2 separate regions of the Homo sapiens genome follow, and region 1 is linked to region 2. Evidence: read pairs that join two places in POLR2A ChIA-PET (ENCODE). Cell type or tissue: Panc1. All regions are shown on one strand. Links, peaks and the distances in the headings refer to the core of each region. The heading gives the core; the rest is flanking DNA. Region 1 has its middle 18 kb from the start of LINC01926. Region 2 has its middle 4.7 kb from the start of RAX.

What was found. Peaks named below come from ENCODE experiments on the same cell type or tissue, not always from the same donor. Only the 100,000 strongest peaks of a DNase experiment are listed, where the experiment ranks them.
Region 1: POLR2A ChIA-PET joins it to region 2 with 12 read pairs; 3 of 35 experiments call an interaction of 5 or more read pairs at or near these places.

What each region holds. Positions count from the first base shown.
Region 1 is chr18:58,792,131-58,800,464 of GRCh38, reverse strand. No RefSeq gene overlaps it. Among named protein-coding and RNA genes, the nearest start is that of LINC01926, 18 kb to the left of the region's middle. In Panc1, for the core only: no CTCF peak of the experiment used is centred there; no DNase peak of the experiment used is centred there; H3K27ac peaks cover 6,130 bases.
Region 2 is chr18:59,274,022-59,282,355 of GRCh38, reverse strand. No RefSeq gene overlaps it. Among named protein-coding and RNA genes, the nearest start is that of RAX, 4.7 kb to the right of the region's middle. In Panc1, for the core only: no CTCF peak of the experiment used is centred there; no DNase peak of the experiment used is centred there.

The DNA of each region.
Region 1 (8,334 bases), core at 229-8,228, 480 kb after region 2:
TCCCAGGCTGGAGTGCAGTGGTGCAATCTCGGCTCACTGCAACCTCCACCTCCCGGGTCCTGGTTCAAGCAGTTCTCCTGCCTCAGCCTCCCCAGTAGCTGGGATTATAGGTGTGTGCCACCAGGCCTAGCTAATTTTTGTATTTTTAGTAAAGACAGGGTTTCACCATGTTGGCCAGGCTGGTCTTGAACTTCTGACCTTGTGATCCACCCGCCTCGGCCTCCCAAAGTGCTGGGATTACAGGCATGAGCCACCATGCCCGGCCTAATTTTTGTATTTTTAGTAGAGACGAGGTTTCATCATGTTGGCTAGGCTGGTCTCGAACACCTGACCTCAGGTAATCTGCCTGCCTCAGCCTCCCAAAGTGCTGGGATTATAGGCATGAGCCACCACACCCGACCTGACATCTCCTTATTTACTAGGCAAATTTCTACCTATTCTTCAAGTCTCAACATAAACTCTAGCTCTATTAAGCTTTCAATGATTCTTTTCAATGATGAGATCCCTCATGCTCCCACCAACCCTTGGTTGGCTTAGTGGACTGCAATCATCTGTGAGGCTCTCTGTTAAACCCCGCGAGTTGACGGAGAGCTCCTCTGTTGCTTTGTTCATTTACATGTTTGTTTTTTGTAGATGGAGTCTTGCTTTTTCGTCCAGGCTGGAGTGCAGTGGTGCGATCTTGGGTCACTGAAACTTCCGCCTCCCAGGCTCAAACGATTCTCCTGCCTCAGCCTCCTGAGTAGCTGGGACTACAGGCGCCCACCACCATGACTGGCTAATTTTTGTATTTTTAGTAGAGACAGTATTTCACCATGTTGGCCAGGCTGGTCTCGAGCTCCTGACCTCAAGTGATCCACCAGCCTTGCCCTCCCAAAGTGCTGGGATTACAGATGTGAGCCACTGCACCCAGCCCGTTTTCATATTTGGGTTGCTAACATTATTACCCTTCTGTAATTAATATTTGCTGACTGAAGGGCAGTAGAGATTATGGGCAGTAGAGATTATGTCCTGTAGATGAGATGTGTGAAGTGTTTGTCCTGCACAATGTCTGGCTTATCCTCCTAAGGTGCCCATTAAATCTTGGGCTTCTCATGTAAAAGGAGTGAACACACAGAGAAAAATGCAGAGTCCTTCTGAGTGAAGCCACCCAAAATGCTAACATACGTCTGAAGAGGGTTTATTTGTAGTGGAAACAAAACAGTAAGACTTTGAAGGCCAGGTGCAGTGGCTCCCACCCGTAATCCCAGCACTTTAGGAAGCTGAGGCAAGGGGGATCACTTGAGTCCAGGAGTTCGAGACCAGCCTGGGCAACATGGCATAACCTTGTCTCTACAAAAATAAAAAAAATTAGCTGGCAGTGGTGGCATCCTCCTATAGTCCCTGCTACTAGGGAGGCTGAGGTGGGAGGATCGCTTGAGCCTGAGAGGTCGAGGCTGCAGTGAGCTGTGATGTGCCACTGCACTTCAGGCTGGGTGACAGAGTGAGATCCTGTCTCAAAAAAAAAAAAAAAGACTTTGGAAAGTACTTGTGAGACATTCAGGTTTTGAGAATTTGGGTTTGGTGAACCTATTAGAGAAGAAAAAATAAGTAGATACCAGTTTCTTGTTGGCACTGGTCCTCACCTGCAGTCTTATTAATTTCCAATGCAGTCTACTTTTGGCAGGCCAAGAAGTTACATCCCTGGGGTGGTTTTTTTTTTTTTTTTTTAACTTAACAGTGGAAAGGACAGGAGACTTGGAGTCAGAAACTCCCAAGTCCCAGCCTTGACTCTGCCACTCTCTGCTAATGTGACCTTAAGATCTTGGTGCCTCAATTATGTCATCCTCAAAATGGGGGTATAACAATGGCAGTCGAGATCTCCTCACGAGGCTGTAGTGACTCATTAATGAGATACCTTAGATGTAGTTGACAGATTTTTTTTTTTTTTTTTGAGATAGAGTCTCTCTTTGTCACCCAGGCTAGAGTGCAGTGGCACAACCTCGGCTCACTGCAACCACTGCCTCCCGAGTTCAAGCGATTCTCCTGCCTCAGCCTCCCGAGTAGCTGGGACTACAGGTGCCCGCCACTACGCCCGGCTAATTTTTGTATTTTTAGTAGAGACGGGGTTTCACCATGTTGGCCAAGCTGGTCTCGAACTCCTGACCTCATGATCCGCCCACCTCGGCCTCCCAAAGTGCTGGGATTACAGGCATGAGCCACTGCGCCCGGCCGACAGATAATTTTTTTTTTTTTTAATTTGCGAATCAGGCAGCCTCCAGAACCAGAATAGGTTCAGAGAGAATCCTGACAGATTATTTGTTTAAAAACATTGTAAAATCATTTAAAAAATGAAATGAGTTTCATACAGCTATAAAATAGATATGTGTCAAGGATTTTATTTAACTCATTAATTAATGGGGGAGCCAGTAAAGCTTTAAAAACCAATTTGAAGGAGACGCTAAACAGCAAGACACATAAATATATAGTCAGTTAGGAACGCTGAGTGAGTACCTTTATTAATAGAGGCAAAACTGGCTTCAGAGGTGGTGGTGGTAGCAGGTTGGGATCAATTGCACCTCAACTGGACAAAATTCATTTGCATGTCTGTGCAGGAATCATTACTATCAGTTTTGTAAACTCACAGGGTTGAAAAACAGCTCCTACAGCTGAGAAAGCAATGTGCAAATTGTAGTTTTCTTAATTCCTAGGCAATGTGTGGCACACACAGTGCTCGTGGAAGGAGGCTGCCCGGCCTATTAAACCTTAAAAATCACTTTTTTTTTTTTTTTTTTTTTTGAGACGGAGTCTCGGTCTGTCGCTCAGGCTGGAGTGCAGTGGCGCGATCTCGGCTCACTGCAAGCTCTGCCTCCTGGGTTCACGCCATTCTCCTGCCTCAGCCTCCCGAGTAGCTGGGACTACAGGAGCCCGCCACCGCGCCCAGCTAATTTTTTTGTATTTTTAGTAGAGACGGGGTTTCACCGTGGTCTCGATCTCCTGACCTCGTGACCTGCCCACCTCGGCCTCCCAAGGTGCTGGGATTACAGGCGTGAGCCACCGTGCCCGGCCACCTTTTTGTTTTTGAGACAGGGTCTCACTCTGTTACCCAGGCTGGAGTGCAGTGGCACCATCAGGGCTCACTGCAGCCTCGACCTCCTGTGCTCAAGCAATCCTCTTGCCTCAGCCTCCTAAGTAGTTGGTACAATAGGCACGTGCCACCACATCTGGCTAATTTTTAAATTTTTAGCCGAGATGGGGTCTCACTATGCTGCTCAGGCTGCTCTTGAACTCCTGGCCTCAAGTGATCTTCCTGCCTCGGCCTCCCAAAGTGTTGGGATTACAGGCATGAGCTATCACACCTGGCCCCATCTTATCTTTTGTGTTTTGTTTTTAATCTCCAAGACTGTTTATTGTCTTTTTTTCTTTTTTTTTTTTTTTCTGTTTTCTCTTTATTTTTTATTTTGAGATGTAGTCTCGCTCTGTTGCCCAGGCTGGAGTGCAGTGGTGTGATCTCAGCTCACTGCAACGTTGGCCTCCCAGGTTCAAGCAATTCTCCTGCCTCAGCCTCCCGAGTAGCTGGGATTACAGGTGCGTACCACCACGCCCGGCTAAGTTTTGTATTTTTAGTAGAGACGGGGTTTCACCATGTTGGCCAGGCTGGTCTCAAACTCGTGACCTCAGGTGATCCACCTGCCTCAGCCTCCCAAAGTGCTGGGATTACAGGTGTGAGTCACTGCAACTGGCCTATTGTTGTTTTTAAAAGACCTATGCTAAATTCTAGTTTTCAAGAAAGTAAAATCCTGACTCATGGAAATATAAAATGAACATGTATCAAAGATTTTAATTCATTGGTGAATGTGGAAACCAGTAAGCTGCTAAAATTGGTTCAAATGAGAATTTAATTTACAGAGTTTTTTTTCTGTAAAGACATGATTCTTTTGCATTGCTATGATCAGGAATCTGTGCATTCCGATGGACAAGGAAAATTTATGTTGTCAGTTTTCTACAACTTTATCCCTACAGAATTGTTAAATAGCTTAGCCAATCACAAACAACCCAAGACACATGCCTCTGGAGTCAGATCATTCCTGGAAGGCCCTCTAGAAACACCCAGCACTCTACTACCACAAGGTCACCAGGATTCTCTTGCCCATTTGCAAGTCTTTGGCAGGTTTTCCTGACCAGTAGGTGGGTACCACTGCCCCATGGACAGTCCTGTCTTTGCCTGCCTTTGTTGGCCTCCTCTCCTTTTCTTCTTTCTTGAGACAGTTTTGCTCTTCTTGCCCAGGCTGGAGTGCAATGGCGTGATGTCAGCTCACTGCAACCTCTGCCTCCTGGGTTCAAGCAACTCTCCTGCCTCAGCCTCCCAAGTAGCTGGGACTACAGTCATATGCCACTATGCCCAGCTAATTTTTTTTTTTTTTTTTGAGATGGAGTTTCGCTTTTGTTGCCCAGGCTGGAGTGCAATGGCACGATCTCGGCTCACTGCAACCTCTGCCTCCCAGGTTCAAGTGATTCTTCTGCCTCAGCCTCCCGAGCAGCTAGGATTACAGGCACTCGCCACCACGCCCGGCTAATGTTTTATATTTTTAGTAGAGTTGGGGGTTTCACGATGTTGGGCAGGCTGGTCTAATTTTGTATTTTTAATAGAGATGGGGTTTCACCATGTTGTCCAGGCTGGTCTCAAACTCCTGACCTCAGGTGATCTGCCCGCCTTGGCCTCCCTAACTGCTGGGATTACAGGCGTGAGCCACCACGCCCAGCCTTCCTTTTCTTCTTGACAGGCCCATCGCACCTTTATCCCACTCCTCCCATCCCAGCGTCTTCTCCATTGGACGAGATCCTAAGCCATTTCCACCAGCCTTAGAGAAAGAGGTGACCCTTTGTTGGGATTCAGGACATTCTACCCTCAAATATTTTAAGCTGAAATAATGTGTGGGCCGGTTGCGGTGGTGTGTGCCTGTAATCCCTGTGCTTTGGGAGGCTAAGGTGGGAGAATTGCTTGAGGCCAGGAGTTTAAGACTAGCCTGGGCAACATAGTGAGATGCCCATCTTTACAAAAAATTTAAAAATTAGCTGGGCACAGTGGTGCATCTGTAGCTCCAGCTGCCCGGGAAGCTGCAGTGGGAGGATGGGTTGAGCCCAGGAGCTTGGGACAGCAGAGAGCCATGATGGTGCCACTGCACTCCAGCCTGGGCAACAGAGTAAGACCTTATCTCTAAAAAAAATAAGTTAATTTTAAAAAAAGAGTTTGTGCAGGAAGATCTGACTTTCTCTGCTTTTTCCCTGAAGCAGGTTATAACACTTAGGAAGGATTTTCTAACCTTTCCCTGAAGCAGGTCATGAAATCCTCATGTAACAGATACCCTCCTTCTACCCAGAGAACAAGAGCGTCTTCATCTCTGAAGACCCAGGGAGGCAGAGAATCTGAACAAGCTTGCCAAGCCTCCCCCAGTTTATTGCCATTAGATCACAGTTTTTTGCTACCTCATATTTCTCCACTAGTATACCCTTCATCAAATCTAGCATTAAAATACTCAGGTTTAACTGTTTCGTTGGGTTTTCATTTTCTTTTTTTTGAGACGGAGTCTCGCTGTTGCCAGGCTGGAGTGCAGTGGCACGATCTCGACTCACTGCAACCTCTGCCTCTCGGGTTCAAGCGATTCTCCTGCCTCAGCCTCCCGAGTAGCTGGGACTACAGGCGCGTGCCACCACACCCGGCTACTTTTTGTATTTTTAGTAGAGATGGGGTTTCACCATGTTGGCCAGGCTGGTCTCGAACTCCTGACCTCATGATCCCCCCACCTTGGCCACCCAAAGTGTTGGGATTACAGGCGTGAGCCACTGCGCCTGGCCTGGATTTTTGTTTTCTTTTGAAGGCTTCATGCCATGGTAAAGTTACATTAAATACATTTGTATGCTTTTCTCTTTTGTTATAGGGGCTGCTGCCATGAATGTAAGATGGTAGAGGAAAATACATTTTTCCTCCCCTCCACTTGCTTCTTCAAACCATTCTTTTCAAGACCATGCTCCTTTAATTAACATCCCTCTCTTCTGTTTTTCCAACTGCTCCCGTCCTTTATCGCCACTGGCTTCTGTTCCATGCTTAGAAACATCTTTAAATCCCCTTTAACTTAAAAACAAACAAAAATATGAAACCACCCACCTCTATTTGTGCAGGAAGGCAAAGGACAGAAAAAACCCTTGACTTTTTGATGGCAAATAGCAGAGATAAACAAACTTTTTCCTTAAAGTGCCAGGTAATAAATCTTTTAGGCTTTGTGGGCCACATATGGTCTCTGTTGCATTTTCATTTTTTCTTTACAAGCTGTAAAAAATGGAAAAGCCATTCCTAACTTGTGGATAGTACAAAAACAGGCTGCAGGCCAGATTTGCCTGCAGGCTATAGCGTGCTGATTCCTCGTTTGCAGAAGCAAGCATTTATTTATTTGAGGCAGAGTCTCACTCTGTCGCCCAGGCTGGAGTGCAGTGCAGTGATCCCGGCTCACTGCAATCTCCGCCTCCGGGTTCAAGCAATTCTTCTGCCTCAGCCTCCCGAGTAGCTAGGACTACAGGCACACACCACCATGCCTGGCTAATTTTTGTATTTTTAGTAGAGGCGGGGTTTTACCATGTTGGCCAGGCTGGTCTCGAACTCCTGGCCTCAAGTGATTCGTCCACCTCGGCCTTCCAAAGTGTTGGGATTAGTCATGAGCCACCATTCCTGGCCAATTTTTCTTTATGCTTCTGAGGTATGTTACAGTAGTCATTCCTTGGATGTTGGACATGGCTTGTACTTGCTTGGCTGGTGGAATGTTAGCAATGGTGACATGAGAGGAACGTGCTTTGGGGACTTGCCAGTCCAGGAAGGATGAGGGACATATGAAACACACCTGGATGCAAACTCCAGCTTGGAACCAAGCCTGGCTGGGCCCAGCTTAGATCCACCAAACCTTAGCCAACTGTGATGTTGTGCAATACAAATGGCTGACTGCTTAGTAATAAACTAAGCAGGAGAACTCAGTAACTGCAGTTATTTCTGTCTTGCTCATCAAAGCCTTAGACTAGAGTTTCTCAAAGTGTGATCAGTTATCTCAAGTGGCTGCCAAATGTCACTTTCCTGGGCCTTAACCTGAGAGGGACTAACTTGGAAAATCTGGGGAGAAGACTTAATAAAGTTTATTATTACTAATGGGGGAGTTTGAGAATGTGCCTCAGATCTTTTTTTCTAAGAGTTATTTGATTCAGGTTGGTAATAGCTACTTTAGCAACCATGTGATCCATGGTGCCTACCATGCAGGCACCAGGTGCTTTGCATAGATATGGATTTTATTTTTATTTTTAATTTTATTTATTTTTTGAGATTGAGTCTCGTTCTTTTGCCCAGGCTGGAGGGCAGTGGCACAATCTCGGCTCACTGCAACCTCCGCCTGCCAGGTTCAAGCGATTCTCATGCCTCAGCCTCCCGAGTGCTGGGATTACAGGCGTGCACCACCACGCCCAGCTAATTTTTTTGTACTTTTAGTAGAGACGGGGTTTCACCATGTTGGCCAGGCTGGTCTTGAACTCCTGGTCAAGTGATTCACCTGCTTTGGCCTCCCAAAGTGCTGGGATTACAGGCATGAGCCACCATGCCTAGCCTGATTTTATTTTATTTATTTATTTTTGAGATGGAGTCTCGCTCTGTTGCCCAGGCTGGAGGGCAGCGGCACGATCTCGGCTCACTGCAACCTCCGCCTCCCGGGTTCAAGCAATTCTCCTGGCTCAGCCTCCCGAGTAGCTGGGATTACAGGTGCCTGCCACCACGTCCAGCTAATTTTTGTATTTTTAGTAGAGATGGGATTTCACCATGTTGGCCAGGCTGGTCTTGAACCCCTGACCTCGTGATCTGCCTGCCTCGGCCTCCCAAAGCTGATTTTATTTTTAAACTTCTTAACAACAACTCCATGAACAGGTGTGACTATCCCCATTTCACAGCTGAGTACACAGAGGCTTAGAGAGGTTAAATAACTTACCTAGGATCACGAGAAGCAAGGACGAGGGTCAGATGTACCCCGTGATTCTTCTTCTATACCTGCTACCTGCTGGCATACCTAATTTGGTTTACAGCTTTCGTTCTTACCAGGGTTAAATAATTATGCAAATCAACTTCTGCAGCCAGTCCTAGCCAAAGAGCCTAGGAAAGTGAAAGAGAAAACCGAACAAGGGGAAGGGAGAGGACAATGATTCCGGGAAGCTCTGCTGGGGACTGGTGGTAAGTGGCAAGGCCTGTTAGACTCCTTCAGGGTTGATAGGCTATTTCTGGTTCCTGGGCACATATAAGAAGGAGGGAGGGGGGAAGGACCAGCAGGGACAGCA
Region 2 (8,334 bases), core at 324-8,323:
AGGGAGGGGATAATTCAAGTGTGAATGATTCAACATTGATGCTAATGCATTTTCAAAGCAAACATATGTCATTTAGAGACAATCTGATGTTTGTGGTTCTCTGTGCACCTCTTACTAGCTTGAGATAATCAAGAGTTGATTGTGTTCTAGCCTTCTGTTAGTCATCTTGCTAATCATAAAGTGTTCTACAAACTCTAGACAGAACAAACAACCCAATTGAAAAATGGGCAAAGAACTTGAGTAGGTGTTTCTCTCAAGAAGATATACAAATGGACAATAAGCAAATGCAAAAAGTCACGATATAACTAATCATTAGGGAAATGCAAACCAAAACCAATGAGATACCAGTTTACACCTATTAGGATGGTTATTATTTTTTTTTAAATAGCAGAAAATAACAAGCAATGACAAGAATTGGCAAGGATTCACAATCTACCGTGTGTGTGGCTGGTGGAAATGTAAAACGGTGCAGCAGCTGTGGAAAACCATGTGGCAGTTCTGCAAATAATGAAACACAGGATTACCATATGATCCAGCAATTCCACTTCTGGGTATTTACCCAAAAGAATTGAAAGCAGGTCAGGTGCGGTGGTTCACACCTGTAATCCCAGCACTATGGGAGGCCAAGGTGGGCGGATCACTTGAGCCCAGCCTGGGTGACAGTGTGAAACCCCGTCTCTACTAAACATACAAAAATTAGCCGGGCATGGTGCTGCACACCTGTAATCCCAGCTACTCGGGAGGCTGAGGCAGGAGAATCTCTTGAACCTGGCAGGCAGAGGTTGCAGTGAGCCAAGATCATGCCACTGTACTCCAGCCTGGGCAACAGAGTTTCTGTCTCAAAAAAAAAAATTGAAAGCAGGCACTTAAACAGTTATTTGCACACTAATGTTCATAACAGCATCATTCACAACAGCTAAGAGGTGAAAGCAACCCAAGTGTCTAGCAACAGATTAATGGATAAGAAAAATGTAGTATATACATACACTGGCATATTATTCAGCCTTAAAAAGAAAGAAAATTCTGGCACATGCTACAACATGGATAAACCTGAAGACATTATGCTAAATGAAAGAAGCCAGTCACAAAAGAACAAATACTCTATGATTTGACTCACATGAGATACTTACAGTAGTCAAATTCCTAGAGACAGAAAGATGGTTGCTGGGGGCTGGGGACCGGGAGTGGTGAGGAGTTTTGATTAATGGATACAAAATTTTAGTTCAGGAAGATTAAAACGTTCTGGAGATGGATGGAGGTGATGATTGCACAACAATATGAAGGTATTTAATGCCACAGAACCATATACTCAAAAATGATTGAAATGGCACATTTTTAGTTGTGTGTATTTAACCACACATTTTTTAAAAAGGAAGTAGGAGACACAGTCCTGGCCTTTGAATTGTTTCTGCTTGTGAGTAGCTCGTGCTTTGTCAGGAGTTAGCTGCATTCTGGGTTTTTTTTTTTTTCACTCTCCAAATTAAAACATAAAATGGAATATGTTAAACTCCTATTTTAAGAAGCAGGCAGCTTCCATTTGGGGGAATGAGAATGTGTATGTTGACTTTGAATTAGAAGAGAAGGAGAGTAACCCAACACATATTTATAGATCTGAACCAGAGTTGTGCTATAATTATTTATCTGAATACAAAGGAGGCTGGGTGTGGTGGCTCACACCTGTAATCCTAGCACTTTGGGAGGCCGAGGCAGGCAGATCACCTGAGGTCAGGAGTTGGAAACCAGCCTGGCCAAAAAGGTGAAACACCGTCTCTGCCAAAAATACAAAAAAATTAGCCAGACGTGGTGGCACATGTCTGTAGTCCCAGCTAATCGGGAGGCTGAGGCAGGAGGACCACTTGAGCCCTATAGAGATGAATGGTGGTTTGCACCAGATTGGAGATGGAGAAAAGCCATCAGAATCTGTTTATATGTTGAAGCTACAGCCAACAGGATTGCCTGACAAATTGGGTGATAGAAAGAGAAATGGCTTAGAATTTGAGACACGTGAGTGAAACAGCCATTTACAGATATGAGGAAGATGGTGGTAGAACAGGTGCAGGAGGGAAGTCCTATTCAGAAACTCTGTTTCTAACATGTACTCAATACGCAAGCAAATGGAGATGCCTAACAGGCAGTCAATAAACTACAGGAGTCAGAAAGAGTTCCAGAGTAGAGTCAAGGAGAGCATCAAGAAAGTGAGTCTAAATAGGGAGCAGGACCTAGGGCTGGGCTGGGCATTCCAGCTTTCAGAGGTCAAGGACAAGAGGAGGAATCCAGGGAGGATACTGCCGAGGAGCAACCAGTGAGCTAGAAAGAAAACCAGAGGTTGTAGAGAACTGGAAGCCAAATGATTTTCAGTAGAACACTGCCTTGCTGTGAAAAAGACTAGAGCCAGCCAAACCCCTGGTGGGGGTTGGGTCAAGGCTGCTGCAAAATGGGCATCCTTGGATTTGCCTTCTTAGCACTCTAAGAGGATTGATAGGCTTCAAGACCATCATCCCCTCAAGATAAATGTCTTTAGTGCTTCCCCCTAGACACTCTGAATTCAATTAGTTTAATTAGAAAACAAGTAAAGAGGAATTATCTTAATATAGCTTTGCTCCTAACAACTCAAAAAAGTCCATTTATTTGGCAGAAATCCAAGTTCCCTCTTTTGTTTATATATTCTGAGATAATGATGTAAATTTTCATTTCTGAGTAAAAAGGTAGACGTCTCTCACCCCGTCAATCATGGTTTTGTTTTAGTTTTAATAATAAATAATAACAATAATAAACACTTCCTGATTTCCTCATTTTTAATGAGGTAGGAGCAGTAATATGCTAGTAATGTTTAAATATCATTTAGTTTTTAAGTTGAGAGGGGGACTGTCTGATTTTTAGTGTTTGTCAATTGCTGTGGTGAAATTACTACCACTGTGGCTGATTTCAAGCTACTAAGATGAATCACTGAACTCAGAACTGGGAAGATGCTAACCATAAGTTCTTACAAGCCAGTAGGGGCTGATTCCAGCACACCAATGCGTAGCAATATTAGCTGTTTGCCAAAAATCCCTGCAAATCTATTGCCAAGGGAATTTTTCCTCTTACCGAGAGGCTACTTGAACTTGCATCAGTTGTAAAAGCAAGCTCAGAACCAAGATAATTGGGTTGGTAAGTGACGGGGGAGTTGTGTGAAGAGTAACTTCATTGTGTTTGTACAACAAATATATTCCTCCACAATTCATGCACTGACTTTCTCTAACTATAAGCGTGGGGCATCTGAGTGTAACAGCCTGAGAGCTCAGCATGGCGGTGCTAATGCCAGAGTGCCCAGTGGACACCCTGGGAGTCTGGGACCCGGCCTCCAGTCCAAGCCCTAGTACAAACATTCTGTCTCACCTTGGGCTAACTGCTTAATTTCTCTGGGCCCACACATTTTTCACATCTAAAATGTTAAAATGGGGGCTAGAAATAAGAGAACAGAACAGATAATCATCAAAGTTCGTTTTCTAAATCTTCAATATACGATCCCCTGAAATAACAGGACACTAAGTGGGAGGGCAGTTTTAAGTGATGCTGTTTCCAAAAATATCATAATTGGGAAACAATGGAAATTCCCAAGGAGGAGACTTCTTGCTAATTGCTGGATGGTCTGCAGAGAGCTGTGGTCCCTATTTTTAAGTGAAAGGAAGGCTTTCAAACAGGGTATTACTGCTGGGAAACAACAGCTCTCAACTGCCCTTCATTTCGTCTTGTGACGAGATGAAATGCTTGCTTCCATATGCCCATCTGCGAGGGCTCTCAATTAAACCCATAATGTCTACATGAGGCCCATCTCTTTGTTGGTTTATGGTCTTTCAGCCACGATTATCTGATGGGGTTATTATTCACTACACTATCCTTATATCAACATTTGCTTCAATCTAGTCTGAAAATACTAGAGAACATCCAGATTGTCATAGTAAGAGGTAAACTACTATACTGGAAATGTCTTTATCATATGTGTCAAGGTCATATATTTATGAAAGTGGCCAAGGATATTCATTGTTAGTTGCCCGCATGTAAAAATGGGGTTCTGGTAGGCACCTCTAAGAACATTTTTCTGATATACCTTGTGGGTTGCTTCAAGTAGCTAATGTTTCATAAATGAGGGAGATCTGGTAGTGAGAGATGAACAAGCATAGTGTATTTTATCTCTGGATGCAATGTCAGTATTTAAAAGAGCTTAGCTAGTGATATTTTTGCAACCATTGCCAGCAACTCGCCCATGATATGCAATATATAATACAATATAGGGGAGAATTCACAGCATCAAAGGCCAATGCTGAAAAATATCTTTTAGATGCTTAAATATATATTGTTCACAAACCACTGAGAGTGATTTGAAACTCAGAACAGAGAAAACTCCCTAAGCTTCATGAGATAGCCTTGGAAAGTTGAATGGCATACTTATTATTATTTTTTTTTAGCAAACCTGTAACCATCTTAAATGACTTAATAAATTATAGGCCATCCACCATACCTTTCTCATCCCCACATCACTCTGAACTATATTATTCTTGTTACCTTTGACTCCCAAATTTTCTTGCTTTAATTTATCTGCTGGTTCTCTTATGGCCACTGGAGAATTAATGGTGCATGTTAATACACATACCGTGTTGGGGGTAGCACACATGGTGGGCAGAAGGAAGCATTCCTGAGTAAAACACCTAGGTTCAGATCCTGGCTCTACTTGAAACCAGCTGTGTGACCTTGGACATGCTACAGAACCTCTCTGTATTTCAGTTTCCTCATCTGTAAAGTAGGGATAATAATAGTGTCTACTGGCCAGGTGCGGTGGCTCAAGCCTGTAATCCCAGCATTTTTGGAGGTTAAGGCAGGAACATTGCTTGAGCCCAGGAGTTAAAGACCAGCCTGGGCAACATGGCGAAAACCCATCTCTACAAAAAAATACAAAAATTAGCTGGATGTGATGGCCTGCACCTGTAGTCCCAGCTTTGCAGGAAGCTGAGGTGGGAGGATACTTGAGCCCAAGAGGTTGAGGCTGCAGTGAGCTGTGATCATGTTACTGCACTCCAGCCTGGGCAACAGAGCCAGACTCTGTCTCTAATAATAATAATAATAGCAGCATCTACATCATAGGATTATCGTAAGAACTAAATTGGGCAATTCATGTAAAATAATACTCAAAAGCTTATGGCATATACCCACTGACATGTACTTAGCATTCAATAAATAGTAGCTCTTGTATGTATTCTTAACTCTTGACAACTGAATTTGTTGAACTTCAGTGTGTGTGTATGGTGTGTGTGCGTGTTTAGTGATTATATGAGTTGTGTTTTGCTCTGGCTAAAACTAAAAGTAAGTTGCCTTTCTTGCACGTGTATCAGCTAGTGGGAGGAGGAGGTCCTCGAATATGGCGTGACACAGGGGGAGTTATTCCAGGATTAAAATACATCTGCTATGGGGAAAATCTACATGCAGACAATCAAGTTTATTTGATACACTTTACGAATTGATATATCATAGGCCTTTCCACAGACATTTTCACCCTAATGTAAAACATCGCTGAGAGGTGAAATGACTAGAGACTGTGGCTGAATGTCCTTAATTCACCGCTCTCCCTCTCCTTCTCCGTCCAGTGCACAGGGATATGCATGTCTCCCCCGTGTTGTAGGTGAGACTGTTCATCCAGAATACTTCCAGAAATTGGACCTTCTCCATACAGCCACGATCAAGGAGTCGCTTTATACTACAACTTCCTCACGTTTGGAAATGTGTGTCTCCCAACCATCCGAAGTTTAATGGGGCTTTAGCTGTGTCTAAGGTTGGCCGCAGGTGGGGGATGGAAGGAGGGGTTTTCTTTGATCCATCTAATGAATTAATGAATTAATCAGAGGTGGGGTTCAGAAGCCAGGCTCCTTACTGTTGCTGAAGCAGGGCTGATTATGAGCTAGCCTAACTGCTGGAAAAATGCAGCTTCATGCTAGAAGAATTAGGGACATGGCCCAGTCCATTCATCTTCCCTAATCGAGTTCTTGGGAAATACACACGTAGATTAGCCCCTAACAATGACCCCCGGCTGATTGCTTGGAGTACCCTCCACCGTGCCCACAATGGTACTGACTAGCTCTTTATGTCCTGCACAAAGGAAGCCCCAACTCCCCCTTGTCCTCCTCTGCCCTGTCTCCCCCACCCCCATCACCACCACCCCTGCCCTCGCCAGTGGCTGTTGAAGTCTTTTCTGCTTTTTTCCCCAGACTCTGAAACAAACAGTAAATAAAAGCTAACCTCACCTGGACTTATTAGGAGGAGCTGGGCAGTTCCAGAGGAATTAACTTTGGAAAACAAGGCCATAAACCCCTTAGCAGCGTGTGGGCAGGAGCTTAAGGAAACGCTGCCAATCTTTGTTTAGCGGTGATTATCGAGATCAATTTAATATTGGGGAAGTTTGCATAAAAAGCATTCTCGGTCAGAGGGGGAACAACAAATACCAATTAATTATCCCCACAGCTGCCCTCTGATCACCACCACCTCAGCACGTCAGCCACCTGGTCTATGTCACTGGCAGTCAGACCTTTTCGGGTGCCACCAGGCCATTTGTGGGCCCTGGAAAGGTGGAGGAGGGGCGGAGGAGGAGGCAAAACCTGGTCTGTCAGGGGACTTTCCAGAGGGTTTGTTAATTTGCCCTGGATGCCGGTACCCAAAGCCCACTCTCTATAGGCTCTGACTTTATTTCTTCTGGGAGCTAAACTGCTTCTACCTCCGCCTCTTAGATGCAGAATCCAGTCTCAGGGAAGGATTAAAGACAGACTGCAGGCTAAGATGGGCTTTGATTCTTTTCAAAAAGATCACACACTACAATAATAATTACAAATGAGCTGCAGGCAGAAAACACTGGACAAGGAGTCAGTGGCCTGAGTTCTAGTCCTGACCCTTCCACTTAATAGCTGTATCACTTTGAGCCTCAGTTTCCTCTTCTGTAAAATGGGGACCAATATGTCTGTCCTGCTCACCTCACAAGGTTGTGAAGATCAGATGACATGAAGAATGTGAGAAGATTCTGAAACCTACAAAGTGACATGTCGAGAGAATTGCTTGAGCCCAGGAGTTCCAGGCTGCAGTGAGCCACCATCATGCCACTGCACTCCAGCCTGGGCAACAGAGAGGGACCCTGTCTCTAAAATAAACAGACAAATAAATAATAAGTAAATAAAGTAATATGTGAACACTGTAAAGTGCTATTAACTTTCATTAATTTTAGCTTTTTTCTTAAAAGATAATTTCTGACTTGAATTAGTTCAATTTCTATCTCCTGCAGTCACATGCTTGCCCTTATTTTAGTTTGCCATTATATAGTTTTATTAAAAGTAGATATGCCCATCATGGGGAATTAACCATTGAATGATCCTTAAGAAATTGACTTGTCCTCCGCAAACATCCTTCTAACACCAATTTAAAGGTTGGGGATCTGAGGATGTGTGTTTTCCCTCTTCCTTTGTCTTGTCTTCCAGACTGGACGTTAAACTCCACCAGGCCAACGGCCCTGGCCTTTCCCAATTTGTTTGATGCCCACGACGTGGCCCTCGACGGTTGCCTTGCCCTCTAAAGGGACGCAGCAAACGCTTGTCTGAACGCAAGCGGGATAAAGAAGACACCCCTGCTGTGGAGATCAGAGCGCCTACTGAAAAGGAGATTTTAGGGATATTGTCCTCTAGGTCCTTGAGCTTTTATAGGAAAGCATTTTAATTCACGGTTCAGGCCACCAGTTCAGGGAAGGCCAAGCGCTCGCCTCGGGTCTCGCCTCAGATTTGAGGGGTGAGACGTTCACAGCGCCATTGTCCATCCGCGCTGCTGGAGGTGAAACACACTCACCCTATCCAATCATCTTTCCAAGTGGCCGATCAGTCACTGTGGGCCACGGAAGCCTCGAGGGGGTCCAAAGGAGAAAGAACTGCAAGCCAATTACTCCTGAACCCTCGGGGAGGCGAGAGGCCTCTTCCCCGGGAGAAGGTCCTTCCCCAGCCAGCTCTGGGCCATCTCCTTGGCCCGGAGTGTTGGAGGGAGGCGGGAGTGCGACACCGCTGCTCATCAGTAAAGGAGCCCGCCCTCCCCGCAGGACAAGGGGCGGGAGCGAGGAACTCCAGGTGGGTCTCCTGCGGGACCTGAGCCCGGCAGCACATCCGACTCGGGGCTCCCAGTCTCCTGCTGGGCGATCGGGCGCTAGAGGTCACCGGACTTGCGGACATAAATGGCCCTGGGGTGGGCGCTGCGGGGAAGGAGGGAGGCTGCCGGCGCTCAAGTCCGAGGGGACTGGGAGGAGTTACAACAGATATAGACGGACAAACTAAACGC